2 separate regions of the Homo sapiens genome follow, and region 1 is linked to region 2. A link is an interaction called in ENCODE POLR2A ChIA-PET data of the cell type or tissue named here. Cell type or tissue: PC-3. All regions are shown on one strand. Each heading gives the region's core, and the rest is flanking DNA. Links, peaks and the distances in the headings are about the cores only. Region 1 overlaps PLAAT2 (phospholipase A and acyltransferase 2). Region 2 overlaps SLC3A2 (solute carrier family 3 member 2).

Region 1 (8,720 bases), core at 520-8,519, 670 kb after region 2:
AGAGCATGCATATATTCCTTCCACAAGCTGTTTTTCAGCTTAAGAAATTTTTAAGAAAACTGATTGGTGCTGGAGAAACAGGAATCCTGGGCTGTGTGTGGTAGTACTCGATTGTCCTTTGTCGTTTGTGTCACTCTCGAAGACAGCATCCCTCTCCCCACCCAGGAGTGACGGGACAGCTGGCAGGACACAGAGAAGCCCTAGTGCTGCCCTCCTGCCTCATGGACAATGAAATGTTTTGCTTATGTGCATCCACCAGAAAGTGCTCTGAAGGTGTTTGGGATCTGAGACAACCAGGACACAGAAGGAACAGGAGCAGGGGAGCTCTCAGTGCTGCCTGCCCTATTGTCCTCTTTCCTGGGTGGCTTAAAGTCTCCTTTTGGGGTAAGAGAAAATAATTTAAGACATTAGTAGGGAGGGTCTTAGTTCCTGCAAAGATCTACTCAAACCATCAGGAGGTCCCATGGTTGGACCTGGCCCTTCCTGCAGAGCCCTGACCCTTGGCACTCAAGACACAGGAGAAGAAGGAAGCCGTCATGATGGGCCAGGGATAGGGCCCTGGGATCTGTCTCTAGCCCATCAAAGAAAGGTGAGAGGTGACAGCGTGCTGGCAGTCCTCACAGCCCTCGCTCGCTCTCGGCGCCTCCTCTGCCTGGGCTCCCACTTTGGTGGCACTTGAGGAGCCCTTCAGCCCACCGCTGCACTGTGGGAGCCCCTTTCTGGGCTGGCCAAGGCCGGAGCCCACTCCCTCAGCTTGCAGGGAAGTGTGGAGGGAGAGGCACGAGCGGGAACCGGGGCTGCGTGCGGCACTTGCTGGCCAGCTGGAGTTCCGGGTGGGCGTGGGCTTGGCGGGCCCCGCACTCGGAGCAGCCAGCCGGCCCTGTCGGCCCCGAGCAATGAGGGACTTAGCACCCGGGCCAGCGGCTGCAGAGGGTGTACTGGGTCCCCCAGCAGTGCCAGCCCACTGGCGCTGCACTCGATTTCTCGCTGGGCCTTAGCTGCCTTCCCAGGGGGCAGGCCTCGGGACTGCAGCCTGCCATGCCTGAGCCTTCCCCCACCTCCGTGGGCCCCAGTGCACCCCGAGCCTCCCCGACGAGCGCTGCCCCCTGCTCCACAGCACCCAGTCCCATCAATCACCCAAGGGCTGAGGAGTGTGGGCGCACGCGCGGGACTGGCAGGCAGTTCCACCTGCAGCCCCGGTGCAGGATCCACTGGGTGAAGCCAGCTGGGCTCCTGAGTCTGGTGGGGACGTGGAGAACCTTTATGTCTAGCTCAGGGATTGTAAACACACCAATCAGCACCCTGTGTCTAGCTTAGGGTTTGTGAGTGCACGAATCATCACTCTGTATCTAGCTGCTCTGTTGGGGCCTTGAAGAACCTTTATTTCTAGCTCAGGGATTGTAAATACACCAATCGGCACTCTGTATCTAGCGCAAGGTTTGTAAACACACCAATCAGCGCCCTGTGTTTAGCTCAAGGTTTGTGAATGCACCAATCGACACTCTGTATCTAGCTGCTCTGGTGGGGCCTTGGAGAACCTTTGTGTCCATACTCTGTATCTAACTAATCTGATGGGGATGTGGAGAACCTTTATATGTAGCTCAGGGATTGTAAACGCACCAATCAGCACCCTGTCAAAACAGACCACTCTGCTCTACCAATCAGCAGGATGGGGGCGGGAGGGGCGGGAGGGGCGGGGGCCAGACAAGAGAATAAAAGGAGGCTGCCCGAGCCAGGAGTGGCAACCTGCTCGGGTCCCCTTCCACATTGTGGAAGCTTTGTTCTTTTACTCTTTGCAATAACTCTTGCTACTGCGCGCTTTTTGGGTCCACACTGCTTTTATGAGCTGTAACACTCACCGCGAAGATCTGCAGTTTCTCTCTTGAAGCCAGCAAGACCACCAGCCCACCAGGAGGAAGGAACAACTTCAGACGTGCTGCCTTAAGAGCTGTAACACTCACCGCGAAGGTCTGCAGTTTCACTCCTGAGCCAGCGAGACCACGAACCCACCAGAAGGAAGAAACTCCGAACACATCCTAACATCAAAAGGAACAAACTCCAGACGCGCCACCTTAAGAGCTGTAATGCTCACCGCGAGGGTCCGCGGCTTCATTCTTGAAGTCAGTGAGACCAAGAACCCAGCAATTCCGGACACAAAGGGATGTTAAACACAGCTTCTCCTGCCATCTCTGTTTTGGAAAGCGTGCTCAAATTGACCACAACAGCTGTTCTGTTTACACACTCCGAAGTCAAAATCACTAGCCGCATTCTCAGGCTACATGATCTCCATAGTTCCCGGGAGGTGGGCAGTTTTAATACTGTGTGGACGGAAACTAGATTCAGAGTCTAAGCCACTGACCCAAGGTCACACAGCCACTAAGCAAAAGCTCTGGATTCCCTTCCAGTCAATTTGACCTAAAAGTCAGTTTTCTGGGCCAGGCCACTGGAATGTTCTCTGATGAGACTTGCATGGGCAGTCTCACTCGCAGCCTTGCTTGATGTCCCAGGACAGCTCCTGTCTGCCCACTGCAGATTTCGCAGGCTCAGGCCTTGGAGCAGCATCACTCAGTGCAAGCTTGAAGCTGTGGGCAGAAAGGTCAGGAGCTGCTCAGCCCCCCATTCTCTCACTTCCTGTGAAGAAATTGGTGGGACCAAAGATGGCGGATGCACCCCGGAAGCATCCTCCAGGGGGAGACCTGTGCTTCCCTGGGGCGGTGGAGGGAGTAAGTGTTCAGGGCAGCCACTTGTCAGGGTGAGAGCTATGCTGAGAGCACCTGGAGAATCTTCCTGGCTAGCAGACAGCCACCTTCTCACTAGATCCTCACGTGGTGGAGAGAGTGCCAGCTCTGGTCTCTTCCTTTTCTTTTTTTCTTTTTTTTTTTTTTTTTTCTGAAACAGGGTCTCATTCTGCCGCCCAGGCTGGAGTACAATGGCATGATCTTGGCTCACTGCAACCTCTGCCTCCCGGGTTCAAGCAATTCTCGTGCCTCAGCCTCCCGAGTAGCTGAGATTACAGGCACCTGCCTCCACGCCTGGCTAATTTTTGTATTTTTAGTAGAGATGGGGTTTCACCACGTTGGCCAGGCTGGTCTCGAACTCCTGACCTCAGGTGATCCTCCCACCTTGGCCTCCCAAAGTGCTGGGATTACAGGCATGAGCCACTGTGCCCGGTCTAGTCTCTTCCTTTTCATATAAGAACACTAAATCCATCCTAGAGGCTCTACCCTCACAACCTAATTACCTCCCAGTGACCCCACCTCCAATACCATCCCACAGGTGGGTTAGAGTTCAACATATGAATTTGGAGTGTGAGAGAAACACAAGCATTCAGTCCATAGCAGAGCCCAATTGTGTCTTTAATAGAATTCATACTAAGCTGCATTTCCAAATACATTTTCCTGTGCTTTTAACTCCATTAAAATAAAGATTCATGAACACAAAACAGTAAAATCAGTAAACCAAACTCCACTCCTGCTGGCTAAATAATATTCCTCCGTAAGAATTGGTGGTTGTTGGGACAATTTCTTGGATTTATTGCCTTTCCCGCTTGCTTCTGGCCAGCAGGATCCCCACAAGGCTTGCGGCAGCCAGCAGGCCTGCTGCCACACCTACTGTCGTGACTGCACCAGTGACCTGCAGCAGAAGAGAAGGGAGAGCACACTCAGCATCAGGGCGGGACCACGATACATACACCAGGAAACTACAGCTCAGGAAAGACTCATCTGGCCCAGTCCTCTTCATTTGAATCACAGAGGGAACAAATATTGGCTGGGAGAGGGGATGCCAAGAGGTCAGGCCACCCAGGAAAGAGGAGTGGAGATGTCTGGTGGGCACAGAATGAATGGAAGAATGAAGCCATAGGCGTGATATACACAGAGTCAAAGGAGGAAAACCAGATGCACCTGTGGGTATTAAAAGCATAATAGGTCGGGCTCAGTGGTTCACACCTGCAATCCTCACACCTTGGGAGGCTGAGATGGGCCGATTGCTTGAGCCCAGGAGTTCAAGACCAGCCTAGGCAACATGGTGAGACCCCCATCTCTACAAAAAAATACAAAAAAAAAAAAACAGCTGAGTCCAGGTGGTGCACACCTGTAGTCCCAGCTACTCAGGAGGCTGAGGCAGGAAGATGACTTGAGCCCAGGAGGCGGAGGTTGCAGTGAGCCAAGATTGCACCACTGCATTCCAGCTTGGGTGACAAAGTGAGTCCCTGTCTTAAAAAATAACAATAATAATTAAAGCAAAAAGCATAGTAAACCCCCAGCAAGGACAGAGGGGCAGTGCCCCAATGTTCTAGGTCAGGGCTGGCTGACTGGGGCCCTTGAGGCAGATATGAAGTTGGGAAATCACCCCTGGGAACTCTCACTACACAGGCTTGAGGGCAGGGAGCTCGCCTGGATTGGTCTCAATGTCCCAGGTGCTGATCCCACTGCCAGGCACAGAGTCGGCACTCATAATTCATCTGCTGAACAAATGCTGGCCCATGAGGAGCATTGAGGGTGTGCTTTAATGAGTAAGATTGTCTCACTTATGTGCTGGCAGGAAATGGTTCTGCAAAAGGAAGAAGAAACTGAAAAAACCACAGAGATGTGAGGCCGACCCCCGAGGGTTGGTGTGCTCGGCACAGCTTTTGGGAGCTAGCCGAGACAGTCTGCTGCGATCCTGTGGGTCTGCCCTGCCTGGGCCACTGTCTCTGAGAGACTAGCACTGGAGCGACTGGGGGAAACAACACGGGGTGGGGGGTGGGGGTGAAAACTGTGAGAATGGCTGCTTTCTAGATATCAGCACTGTGCTGGGAACTCTCCAGGCCCAGTATTTTTTTTAATCTGCCTGACAACTCTAGGAGGTAGTGATTCTAATTCCTACTTTCCAGAGGAGAAGACTGAGGATGGACAGTGTAAAGAACTCACGCAAAGGCCGGGGGGGCGGTGGCTCACACCTGTAATCCCAGCATTTTGGGAGGCTGAGGTGGGCAGATCATTTGAGGTCAGGAGTTCGAGACCAGCCTGGCCAACATGGTGAGACCCCCGTCTCCACTAAAAAAAATTAGCCAGGCATGGTGGCGGGTGCCTATAATCCCAGCTACCTGGGAGGCTGAGGCAGGAGAATTGCTTGAACCCAGGAGGCAGAGGTTGCAGTGAGCCAAGATCACGCCACTGCACTCCAGCCTTGGTGACAGAGTGAGACTATGTCTCAAAAAAAAAAGAAAAAAAAAAAAAGAACTCACGCAAAGCCACACAGCTGACAAGTGACAAGGCTCAGATCTGCCTGACTTCCCAACAGGGGCACTTAAGCCCTTCACAGACAGGGAAGCAAGTATTTAAACCAGCGACCAAATAGCAGATTTCTGTGGAGTATCAATGAATTTGAAGCATGTGAGTGACTGGGGAAAAGAAAGGGGGAAAAAAAACCATTTTATTCAAATACACTCAGAATTGTTTCCAAGTGTCAAAGACAAACAAAGCCAGACATAACTTAAGACAGCAAAAACAGATTTGATTCAGTCTCTACTGACAGCAGGGAAAGAGCTGAGCTCCATTCCAATTTGTGCAGAGGTGACTGACATTGTAAAGGGAGATGGAGGAGTAGGGAGACGGGTGAGCGAGGGCTCATAGAGTCAGGGAGGTGAAATATTACAAAGGATTAGTCCCTGAATATGCGATGAGGCCAGCTGTGTCTGCTAGCTGGCAATTATCAAAGTTAGGATTCTAACCTCCCACGGATATTGGGGACAGAGGCTCTATCCTTCCTGATGATTATATTTCAAAGGACTGGCTCTCAGGTCCTTGAGGAAGGCACTTCAGAGTTGTAAGGGATATACAGTCAGCCCTCCATATCCATGGATTCCACATCCATGGATCCAATCAATTGTGGATTGAAAACATTTGGAAAAAAAATTTTTTAAAGAACAATAAAAAATAATACACATTTTTAAAATACAGTATAACTACTTACATTGCATTGAGTATTATGAGTAATTATGAGTGGCTCATGCCTGTAATCCTAGCAGTTTGGGAGGCCAAGGCAGGTGGATCACTTAAGCCCAGAAGATTGAGACCAGTCTGGGCAATATGGTGAAACCCCATTGCTACAAAAAAGAAATACAAAAATTAGCCGGGTGTGGTGGCGTGTGCCTGTAGTCCCATCTACTCAGGAGGCTGAGGTGGGAGGATCCCCTGAGCCCAGGAAGGTTGAGGCTGCAATGAGGTGAGATCACATTTCAGTGAAGCACCTCTGCACTCCAGCCTGGGTGACAGAGTGAGATGCTGTCTCGAAAATAAAATAAGTACATGGGAGGATGTGCACAGGTTATATGCAAATATCATACCATTTTATACAAGGGACTTCAGCATCCATGGATTTTGGTGTCCTCAGGGGGTCCTGGAATCAATCCCTTCCCCACCCATGGATACCAAGAGATGACTGTATCTATGTTTCAAAGGGACAGAGGAAGGATTCATAATTATAAGTCCTTTGTAATAAACAGTCTAAGAAAGGGTCAGGGTCTTTGTCAGGTGTTCGTTAGAACAAATGGTAAATTCTCCTGGCAGCAGAGAGCTTTCTTAGGCAGGCATTTATCGGGGGGCTAGGGTCATCCTACGGACACAGCCTTATTTTGCCAGAAGCAGTGCTAGAGCTTGGTCATCTATTAGAGCAGGGGCTGGATGGCGTTGTTGTGTGCCAAGAGTCCTGCAGCTTTCACAAGTCCACTTTCTTACAGAGCAAGAGCTAGAGACAGACAGAGGAGAGTCTTTCCAGACAGACAGAGTCAGATGAGAAGGAAGGAGGGAGAGGAAGAAAGAAAGGCAAGTTATTGGGTGACCTGCAGGAGATGAAGTTCAACAAGAGAGGCTCCAGGACAAGGGACAAACTAAATAAAACTGCCTCCCCTGAGTCTTCCCCATTGGCTTGAGTTCTGACCCCTCAGAAGCATAGCAGAGGGCCAACCACTTCCTAAAATTGGGGTCTTCCAGATTGATTTTGTGGCTTCTGCACAGCCTATAGAAGAGCTTTTAGATGTATGATAAGGCAGCCCACCCCCAATCCCCTTCCGACACCCCTCCCATTCAGAGATAGGTCTACCCTCCTCAGCTCAACAGAGGGGAGACCCTGTCAGCAGGGTTCCCACTGAGTACCAGAGCATGTCCCACCGTGCCCCAGTGCCCAGCATGGCCTGGCAGTCTCTCAGTTAATAGCGTGGTCTCCCTCCTGGGGTACTTGTTTCCAGAAGTTGTGGATTTTCCTTACCCATCTCCCCTTTTTATCACCTCTCCTTCTCCTATCATACAACAGAACAGCTAAATCCTCCCACACCCTGAATCTACGGTGCACAGGCTAAGGTGTAAACACTCCTAGTCACCAGTAAGGGAGGATTCAAGAATGCATTGCTCCTAAACAAAGAGGGCTTCAGAAAGGAATATGCAACCACGTCGAGGCTCCTGCCTCATCTGTCTGCTGCTTTAGAATGAGAATTCTAAAGTGAGATGGTTATCATGAAACTGTGCATTAACACACTCATTTGAATTGAAAAATTGTCAGTTTTTTTCTGAACGTCAAAATAAGCCTGATTAGGCTGATTGGTTTGACAATAACACCTGGCTCGGCTATTTAAACTACACGGAAGACATTTTTCCCTAACTGAATGAGCTAAATGTGCAACTCCAAGATTGTGAAGAAAACATGTACACAAATATGTAATATGCAATATACCAAAATCCATCCTTTCCTTTACAAATTTTTTACATTTATGATTTTTTAAAGTGTTTGATGTCATCTAAGAATGTATGAGGGGATATGTGGTTTTTTAAGTTATCTTGGACTGAGTGTGGTGGCTCACACCTGTAATCCCAAGGGAGGCCGAGTCAAGGGGATTGCTTGAGCCCAGGAGTTCAAGACCAGCCTGGACAACATGGCAAAACCTCATCTCTACAGAAAAATCCAAAAATTAGCCAGGCATAGTGGCACATTCCTGTAGTCCCAGCCACTCAGGAGACTGAGGTGGGAGGATTGCTTGAGCCCAGGAGGTCGAGGCTGCAGTGAGCCATGATCGAACTCCACATGATATACTGCAGTCTGGGTGACAGAGTGAGACTCTGTATCAAAAAAAAAAAAGTTTGTGAGACCCTGTATCCAAAAGTTGGCCAACTATGGCCCATGGGTCAAATCCAACCTGTGAACTATTTTTGTAAAAAATAAATAATACACTTATTGGAAGACAGTCTCGCCTGTTCATTTATATATTGTCTGTGGCTGCTTTTGTGCTGCAAACTACGGCAGCAGGGTAATAAGACAGAGAACACCTGGCCCATAAAATCGAAGACATTTACTATCTGGCCCTTTACAGAAAACAATTGCCCAACATGATCTGGGCTTTTCCCCTTCCTGGCTCACGCTGTTCCCTCTGCCTACACTCCTTATTGCCCCCGTTCCCTGGTAATCTCCAGCTCATTTTCTTTCAGATTAATCAAAATAATTAAATCAGGCTGGGCTCGGGTGTGACCTCTTCTACAAAGCCTTCCTTGATCGGGGCCCTTGGAGAGAACACATGTAGGTTTAACTCCCCCGCTCTTCACCATGGCTGACATGGACTAGAGACTCAATAACTAGGAGTTTAATGAATTTGGACAAGTTACTTAAGCACGGTGAGCCTCAGTTTCCCCATCTGTAAAGTGGGAATCATAAAGCCGGCCTCTAGGGCTGTGGAGGGCTGTTTCAGGCTG
Region 2 (8,720 bases), core at 266-8,265:
CTGGCCTCTTTTCAAATCTAAACTGCCCTGGGGCTATGCTTTGAATTTCAATCTTTCATCCTTGGCCTTGCTCTGAGCAGTTATTGTACTCACACCTTCCCCAGGCCTCAGGAAACTGGGAGAGGGGGGATCTTGACTGACATTTTAGATCCTGTCTGCTGCTCACTGATTATGACTGTGGACGCGTCTCCCTGCTTCTCTGGGTCTGTTTCTTCATCTCTAAAATAGGTATGCTAACATTCCAATGCTAAGTGTTAAACGAAGTTATGTTTATGGACATACCTTTTCTCTGGGGCCTTTTCTGTGGCTTTCAAAGTTGAAGCTGTGTGATTTGCCAGAGGCAAGAATGAGAAGTAAAATGCTGTAGCACTAAGAAAATGAGTGGAAGGGTAGAGCTGGAGGGGTCCAAAGGCTAAGCCTTTGTAGTGCAGGTGGGGAAGACCCAGGCAAGGCACAGGACTCTCCCCAGCTCCCGGGGAAGTGTGTGGTGGGTGAGGTTTAGTGTGGGCTGGAATTTTCTGAGCCTTTTCCTGAGAACTGATGTCTGTCCTTTATTCTTCTGCCCCCTATAGGATGCTCTGGAGTTTTGGCTGCAAGCTGGCGTGGATGGGTTCCAGGTTCGGGACATAGAGAATCTGAAGGTGAGTTCCCTTTCCACATTAGGGACAAAGCTTGGGCGAGAACAGAGGGACTCAGCTAGAGCCTCATAATATTCTCTGGTCCTTGATTCTGCTTTTTTCTTTCTAGGATGCATCCTCATTCTTGGCTGAGTGGCAAAATATCACCAAGGGCTTCAGTGAAGACAGGTGGGTGCAGGAGCCATTCTGCTGACTCAGCTCCAATGTGGGAACCCCTCAGTGGAGTGCTAGGCCTAAGAAGGGGGGATTCCTAGTCTAGAGCATTTTCTTTACCTTTATTCTTTCTTTAGCTTTTTTTTTTTTTTTTTTTTTTTTTTTTTTTTTTTGAGATGGAGTTCCGCTCTTTTTGCCCAGGCTGGGGTGCGATGGCGTGATCTTGGCTCACTGCAACCTCTGCCTCCTGGGTTCAAGCGATTCTCCTGCCTCAGCATCCCAAGTAGCTGGGATTACAGACGCGGGCCACCACACCTGGCTAATTTTGTATTTTTAGTAGAGACGGGGTTTCTCCATGTTGGTCAAGCCAGTCTCGAACTCCTGACCTCAAGTGATCCACCCGCCTCAGCCTCCCAAAGTGTTGGGATTACAGGCGTGAGCCACTGCGCCTGGCCCCATTCTTTCTTGTGCTAACCTTGAACTCCTCCCTCCCCTCTGCAGGCTCTTGATTGCGGGGACTAACTCCTCCGACCTTCAGCAGATCCTGAGCCTACTCGAATCCAACAAAGACTTGCTGTTGACTAGCTCATACCTGTCTGATTCTGGTTCTACTGGGGAGCATACAAAATCCCTAGTCACACAGTATTTGAATGCCACTGGCAATCGCTGGTGCAGCTGGAGTGTGAGTACCATGCTGGTGGGAAAGGGGGCAGATGGGAGAAGAAAGGGTTGTTGGGAGACAGAGGCAGAGGTGGGTTATGGGGCTCACTGGAGTGTCTCTCCCTGTAGTTGTCTCAGGCAAGGCTCCTGACTTCCTTCTTGCCGGCTCAACTTCTCCGACTCTACCAGCTGATGCTCTTCACCCTGCCAGGGACCCCTGTTTTCAGCTACGGGGATGAGATTGGCCTGGATGCAGCTGCCCTTCCTGGACAGGTACTGCTTGCTGTCTTTCTGTCACAGGGAGGTTGTTTATCCATCTTACAATGATGATTCTGGGGATGGCGGCACATAGACGTGAGCCTTGGGGTGAAAACGCGTTTGATTCTTAGTCAGTAGCTGAGTGGCTATGTGGCTTTGGGCAAATTATTTTACCTTTCTGAATTTTGGTCATCCCTTGTGTTACTGCATTTCTTGAAGGGTGGTTAGTATTAAATGAGGGCATGTTTTTAATGGTAATGCCTGGTACCTGGCAGATGTTTGCTATGGTAGCCACCATTCATTTATTCATTCCTTTATTCTTTGGACAGTGGGTACTGTGCTAGGCTCTGTGCCCTCAGGAGCTCATAGTTTAGTGAGGGAGCCAGATAAATAAGTGGAGAAGTACATGGCAGTGGCTGGGCACGGTGGCTCATGCCTGTAATCCTAGCACTTTGGGAGTCCAAGGTGGGTGGATCACTGGAGGTAAGGAGTTCGAAACCAGCCTAGCCAACAGGGTGAAACCCAGTCTCTACTAAAAATACAAAAATTAGCCAGGTGTGGTGGTGCACGCCTGTAGTCCCAGCTACTGGGGAGGCTGAGGCAAGAGAATCGCTTGAACCTGGAGGCAGAGGTTGCAGTGAACTGAGATTGTGCCACTGCACTTTAGCCTGGGCGGCAGAGGGAGACTCCTTCTCCAAAAAAAAAAAGAAAAGAAAAGAAAGAAAGAAATACATGGTAGGGATACTACTACAAAGGCATTCACTAGCTTTAGATACAGGGTTACTGTTGATCCCCGACTTTTTTTTTTTGTTTGTTTGTTTGTTTTTTGTTTTTGTTTTTAAGACAGCATTTCCCTATGTCGCCCAGGCTGGAGTGCAGTGGCATGATCTTGGTTCATTGCAGCCTCCGCCTCCCAGGCCGAAGTGATCATCCCACCTCAGCCTCCTGAGTAGCTGGGATATGTACCATAGATAGGTGCGTGCCATCATGCCCAGCTGATCTTTTTTTTTTTTGGAGACAGGTTCTTGCTCTGTTGATCTGGCTGGATTGCAGTGGTGCGATTATGTCTCACTGCAACCTCTGCCTCTTGGGTTCAAGTGATACTCCTGCCTCAGCTTCCCAAGTAGCTGGGAATACAGGTGGTCTGGGAATACAGGCACACACCACCATGCCCGGCTAATTTTTGTAGAGACAGGCTTTCACTGTTGTTGCCCAGGCTGGTCTCCAACTCCTGGGCTCAATCGCTCTGCCTGCCCTGATCTCCCAAATTGCTGGGACTACAGGTGTGAGCCACTGTGCCTGGCCACAGCTAATTTTTAAAATTTGTAGAGGTGTGGTCTCACTATGTTGCCCAGGCTGTTCTCAAACTCCTGGGTGCAAATGATCCTCCCACCTTGGCCTCCCAAACTGCTATGATTACAGGTGCGAGCCACTGCACCCGGCCATCAGCATGATGTTTATAGAACCAGTTATTCATTTATTCCACAGATGTTTATAGAATAATTTCTGTCTGTTACACTGAGGATACAGCATTGCACAAGAGAGCTGGAGGTGGTTAGATAATTAGATATGCATAAATAAAACGCCAGCTGCTGATCAGTGCTATGCAAAAGAAGGCGGGGTAAGGAGCCTAGAGACTAGGGGATGATGGGGCTTGTTTTATAGAGAGTAGCCATAGGAGACCTGGTAAGATAACCAAGCAGATACCTGAGGGAAGTGAGAGAGCTGGCTGGCAGCCATCTGGGAGCTCTTGGCTGAGGGGCAACAGTGTATGTGTGAGGACCCTGAGGTGGGAGCCTGCCTCACTCATCCAGTAGAAGTTAGCCAGGCCGGGTGTCGTGGCTTATGCCTGTAATCCCAGCACTTTGGGAGGCCAAGGTGGGTGGATCACCTGAGGTCAAGAGTTCGAGACCAGCCTAGCCAACATGGTGAAACCCCGTCTTTACTAAAAATACAAAAAAATTAGCTGGGTGTGGTGGTGCACACCTATGGTCAGCTACTGGGGAGGCTGAGGCAGGAGAATCGCTTGAACCCAGGAGGCAGAGATTGCAGTAAGCCAAGATCGTGCCATTGCACTCCAGCCTGAACAGAGCGAGACTCCGTCTCAAAAAAAAAAAAAAAAAAAAGTTAGCCAGACATGAGTTGGGGAGGTTATATATTGATGAGGATGTGAATGGGAAGAGGGATACGGGACAGTGGGCCCAGGGCTTTTTTTTTGAGACAGGGTCTCACTCTGTTGCCCAGGCTGGAGTACAGTGGTGGAGTCATGGCTCACTGCAAGCTCAAACTCCTGGGTTCAAGTGATCCTCCCTCCTCAGCCTCCCCAGTATCTGGGACTATAGGGATGTAACACTACACCCAGCTAATTTTTAAAAATTTTGTAGTAGAGATGAGGGCTCATTATGTTGCTGAGGCTGGTTTCAAATGCCTGGGCTCAAGCAATCCTCTTGGCCTTGACCTCCCAGACTGCTGGAATTACAGATGTGAGCCACCATGCCTGACCCCAGGCCTTTTTAAAGTCCTATTTTCTCTGCTTTTCAGCCTATGGAGGCTCCAGTCATGCTGTGGGATGAGTCCAGCTTCCCTGACATCCCAGGGGCTGTAAGTGCCAACATGACTGTGAAGGTAAGAGTTCTAGATGGGTAGAAACTGACCGGTGGAGGGTGGGCTGGGCTTGTAGAAGTCTGTACCCAGGGGAGCCCCTCACACGCTTCTGCTATGTTTTTATCATTCTTAGGGCCAGAGTGAAGACCCTGGCTCCCTCCTTTCCTTGTTCCGGCGGCTGAGTGACCAGCGGAGTAAGGAGCGCTCCCTACTGCATGGGGACTTCCACGCGTTCTCCGCTGGGCCTGGACTCTTCTCCTATATCCGCCACTGGGACCAGAATGAGCGTTTTCTGGTAGTGCTTAACTTTGGGGATGTGGGCCTCTCGGCTGGACTGCAGGCCTCCGACCTGCCTGCCAGCGCCAGCCTGCCAGCCAAGGCTGACCTCCTGCTCAGCACCCAGCCAGGCCGTGAGGAGGGCTCCCCTCTTGAGCTGGAACGCCTGAAACTGGAGCCTCACGAAGGGCTGCTGCTCCGCTTCCCCTACGCGGCCTGACTTCAGCCTGACATGGACCCACTACCCTTCTCCTTTCCTTCCCAGGCCCTTTGGCTTCTGATTTTTCTCTTTTTTAAAAACAAACAAACAAACTGTTGCAGATTATGAGTGAACCCCCAAATAGGGTGTTTTCTGCCTTCAAATAAAAGTCACCCCTGCATGGTGAAGTCTTCCCTCTGCTTCTCTCATAGCAGGAATTTCTCTCCTTCCTCCCCTCCCATGCGTCTCCTCCAACTCCTTCATTATTTATGTAGGGTCCCAGGGCCAGAGGAGAGGGGGCCTCCCAAAGTCAACAGCATGGAGGTGTCAGGGCTGGGAAAGCACCCATGCCTCACCCATGCTGGGCCACGGGGCTCTCTGGACATCTTGGGTCTTGCCGACTCTTAACTTCATCCCCTTCAGCAAAGGGCTCTAGCCAAACATAGTTAGTTTTCCTGTTTTTGCAGACTTGGCCTTTCACGGAGAGTAGGGGTGGGATGGTCTGGTTTTTAAAAGGTATTTCTAAAGGATACTAGAGGTCATGCATTCAAGAATTTGTTGAACACTCAGCACATACCAGAAACTGTCCCTGTTCTGGGGTCACAGCAGGGAACACAGTACAAAAATTCCTGCCTCCTTGGGGCTCATACCCTTTGGGGAGCAAAGAAAAAAGACACAGCTGTTGTAGTGCAGAGGATATGGTGACAGTGTTTTTATGGAGGAAAAAGTAAAGCAGGAAAGGTGTTTCAGGGTAGAGGGGGCCAAAGGAGGCCTCACCACGGAGGTGACCTGTGAGTAAAGGCCTAATAAGTGAGGGAGTTCACCTGGTGAGTATCTGGGGAAGGGGCTTCCTGGGACTGAGGGGTGGGAGCCTGGCTGATATGAATGAGGAAAGGAGTAAGGGATGAAGTCTCATCGGCAAGGAGTGGGCAGATCATGACAGTTGTAATAAGGTGGTCACGTAGGGTGCAGAGAGTTTGGCAGCCTACGTGGTTGGAGGGCATGGTCCCCACAAGTCTGTTTTCACTTCAATACCAGCTGCAAGTTCAGGGGTCCCCATGACCACCTTCAGGTAGGTAATAGACTAGAGTGACTCAGAACTCAGGAAGGTATTGGGATTATGGTTTTATTACAGCAAAAGCATACCCAGAGCCAGCCAAAAGATGAGAGGCCTGGGGCGGGGTCTGGGAGGGAGCTAAATAAGAAGCTTCCTGCTATCTTGCAATGGAGTCCTGGTACTTCTTCCCGGCCATGACGGAGATATAACCAGAGAAGCTCACTTGATCCTTGGGTGTGCCGAGTTTCCCCTGGTGTTTAATCACATAGTGCCCTGTGGCTGACCTTTAATCTTCAGCCCCTGTGAGAGCTTTGGGCTAAGGCCTTTAGTTGTCTCCATTTCCCCCAGAGGTTGCCTGTTCCAAAGCTCAGATCGTAAATCACATTTATCACTGACACTCCTGTTGGTCAGGACATTCCATGGGTCTAGAGGGCACTTACCAGTAGCCGAGGGTAAAGGCCAGACTTCCAAGTAAGAATTCTTCACTACACATAGAGTCTGAGGGAGTGGAATGGGAGTTGTTGGAGGGTTTTGAGCAGAGTGACATGGTCTCGCTTGGAATTTAACAGACTTCACTGGCTGTTACTAGCCAGCTTGCAGGGAGGCCAGTTAAGATGGTTTGTTCCTGCAACCTAGAATACTTTCTAGGATGGTAGTAGTGGAGGTGGTAAGAAGTGTTAAGAAGTGTTTGGGTCCTGCGTTTCTTTTTTTTTTTTTTTTTTTTTGAGACTCACTCTTGTCACCTAGGCTGGAGTGCAGTGGTGCGACCGCTGCAAGCTCCGCCTCCCAGGTTCATGCCATTCTCCTGCCTCAGCCTCCCGAGTGGCTGGGACTACAGGCGCCCGCCACCACACCCGTCTAATTTTTTTGTATTTTTAGTAGAGACGGGGATTCACCGTGTTAGCCAGGATGGTCTCGATCTCCTGATCTCGTGATCCGCCCACCTCGGCCTCTCAAAGTGCTGGGATTACAGGCGTGAGCCACGTGCCTGGCTGGTCCTGCGTTTATTGTGCAAGCAGATCTGCAGTATTTGCTGTTGGGATCCTGTTGCAGTACTAGTGATCTGCGCAGGCCTCATGGCCCTTGGAGTTAGTTCGGCTCTCTTAGTTTTCTTACAGAAAAGAATGCTGGCTGGGTGCGGTGGCTCGTGCCTGTAATCCCAGCACTTTGGGAGGCCGAGGCAGTTGGATCACCTGAGGTCAGGAGGTCGAGAACAGCCTGACCAATATGGCAAAACCCCGTCTCTACTGAAAATACAAAAATTAGCCGGGCATGGTGGTGGGCGCCTGTAATCCCAGCTACTCGGGAGGCTGAGAAAGGAGAATTGCTTGAACCTGGGAGGCGGAGGTTGCAGTGAGCAAGATCACACCACTGCACTCCAGCCTGGGCAAAAGAGCAAGACTCAGTCTCGGAAAAAAAAAAACAAAACAAAAAACGCGGGTCACTGGTGCAGGCTTCACTTCCCATGGGCTGTGTCCTGGAGTGGGCCTGGGCCTCTGAGGGTTTCCTGGTGTAGGGGAGAGATCAAGACATTAAAAGACCCAAATTAAGGCCCAGGATCCTGAGGCTGTCAGCACAGTTCCTGAGAAGACACTCAGCCTGCTGGGCCTTGGCTTCCCTCTGCCTAGGGTTTCCCTTCTCTCTCAGCAACCACCCCCACACCCGCCCCACCTTCTGGCTGTTGCCTGCTCTGGGCCTCTTCCTGAGGCTCCCCACCCTTCCCTGTCCATGTCCTTTCCCAGGGTCCCAGCTCCAGCCCTCCCCCTTTCCTCCTTCCTCTGCCTCCTGGACTCCCCTCTTAACACAGTTTTTATCTTAGTGCTATTATGGATGGAGCCTCATTATGGTTATGTGCTTATTTAATTTTCATCTTTTCCCCCGTCCTAACCACTAGACCACCAGGGAGATTTTCACTTAAGAAAAGTATAGTAAGGCCAACTGGTGGCTCATGCTTGTAATCCTAGCACTTTGGGAGGCTGAGGTGGGAGGGTTTCTTGAGGCCAGGAGTTTGAGACCAACCTGGGCAACATAGTGAGACCCCTGTCTCTATTAAAAAAAAAAATTAGCTGGGCATGGTTGCATGTGCCTGTAGTCCCAGCTAACCTGGAAGCTAAGGCGGGAAGATCACTTGAACTCTGGAGGTTGAGGCTGCAGTGAGGTATGATTGCACCACTGCACTCCAACCTGGGTGACAGAGTGAGACCCTGTCTCAAAAAAAAAAAAAAAAAAAAAAAAATTATAAGATACATGGCATAAAATTTACTATTTTATTTATTTATTTTTGAGATGGAATCTTGCTCTTTCGCCCAGGCTGGAGTGCAGTGGTATTCATCTGGACTCACTGCAACCTCCGCCTCCCGGGTTCAGGTGATTCTCCTGCCTCAGCCTCCTGAGTAGCTGGGAATTACAGGTGCCTGCCACCACACCCAGCTAATTTTTGTATTTTTAGTAGAGACGGTTTCACCATGTTGGCCAGGCTGGTCTTGAACTCGTGACCTCAAGTCATCTGCCCTTCTTGGCCTCCCAAAGTGCTGGAATTACAGGCATGAGCCACTGCGCCCGGCTGTTAGCAAGCATTTTTGAGTTACTGCTCTGTCTCTGGTACCATGCTCAACTTTCTGGGTACAGGGGTGAACAAGACCCTGTTCTGACATGATTTCCAACCTCCAAAGGACCAAGCGCTTGAAATGATAAGCACTGAGAACCTCTCTTAAGGGTTAAGGGCACCACAAACTGAGATAATGTAACAATGTAGCAAGTCATTGGTTTAATGACTTTCACTTTTAAGTCATTATGACACACACCTAGGAGGACTGTGGGAACCCTGTTCATGGAGGCTGAGGGCTCAGAGAAGTAAAGGGACCCTTCTAGACAC

The links. ChIA-PET counts read pairs that join two places held together with the same protein. Peaks named below come from ENCODE experiments on the same cell type or tissue, not always from the same donor. Only the 100,000 strongest peaks of a DNase experiment are listed, where the experiment ranks them.
Region 1: POLR2A ChIA-PET joins it to region 2 with 13 read pairs; 2 of 35 experiments call an interaction of 5 or more read pairs at or near these places.

Annotation. Positions count from the first base shown.
Region 1 is chr11:63,549,433-63,558,152 of GRCh38, forward strand. It overlaps PLAAT2 (phospholipase A and acyltransferase 2), which reads right to left. Exons shown (of 4, transcript NM_017878.2): 4 at 3,338-3,633. The coding sequence ends at 3,532. Among named protein-coding and RNA genes, the nearest start is that of PLAAT2, 9.6 kb to the right of the region's middle. RefSeq lists an enhancer at 4,543-4,662. In PC-3, for the core only: no CTCF peak of the experiment used is centred there; a DNase peak (open chromatin) is centred at 3,669; H3K27ac peaks cover 1,567 bases.
Region 2 is chr11:62,883,885-62,892,604 of GRCh38, forward strand. SLC3A2 (solute carrier family 3 member 2) reads left to right here. Exons shown (of 9, transcript NM_001013251.3): 4 at 573-641; 5 at 748-806; 6 at 1,293-1,473; 7 at 1,581-1,724; 8 at 4,251-4,334; 9 at 4,447-4,976. The coding sequence ends at 4,809. Among named protein-coding and RNA genes, the nearest start is that of SLC3A2, 7.3 kb to the left of the region's middle. In PC-3, for the core only: a CTCF peak has its summit at 566 (motif pointing left); no DNase peak of the experiment used is centred there; H3K4me3 peaks cover 376 bases.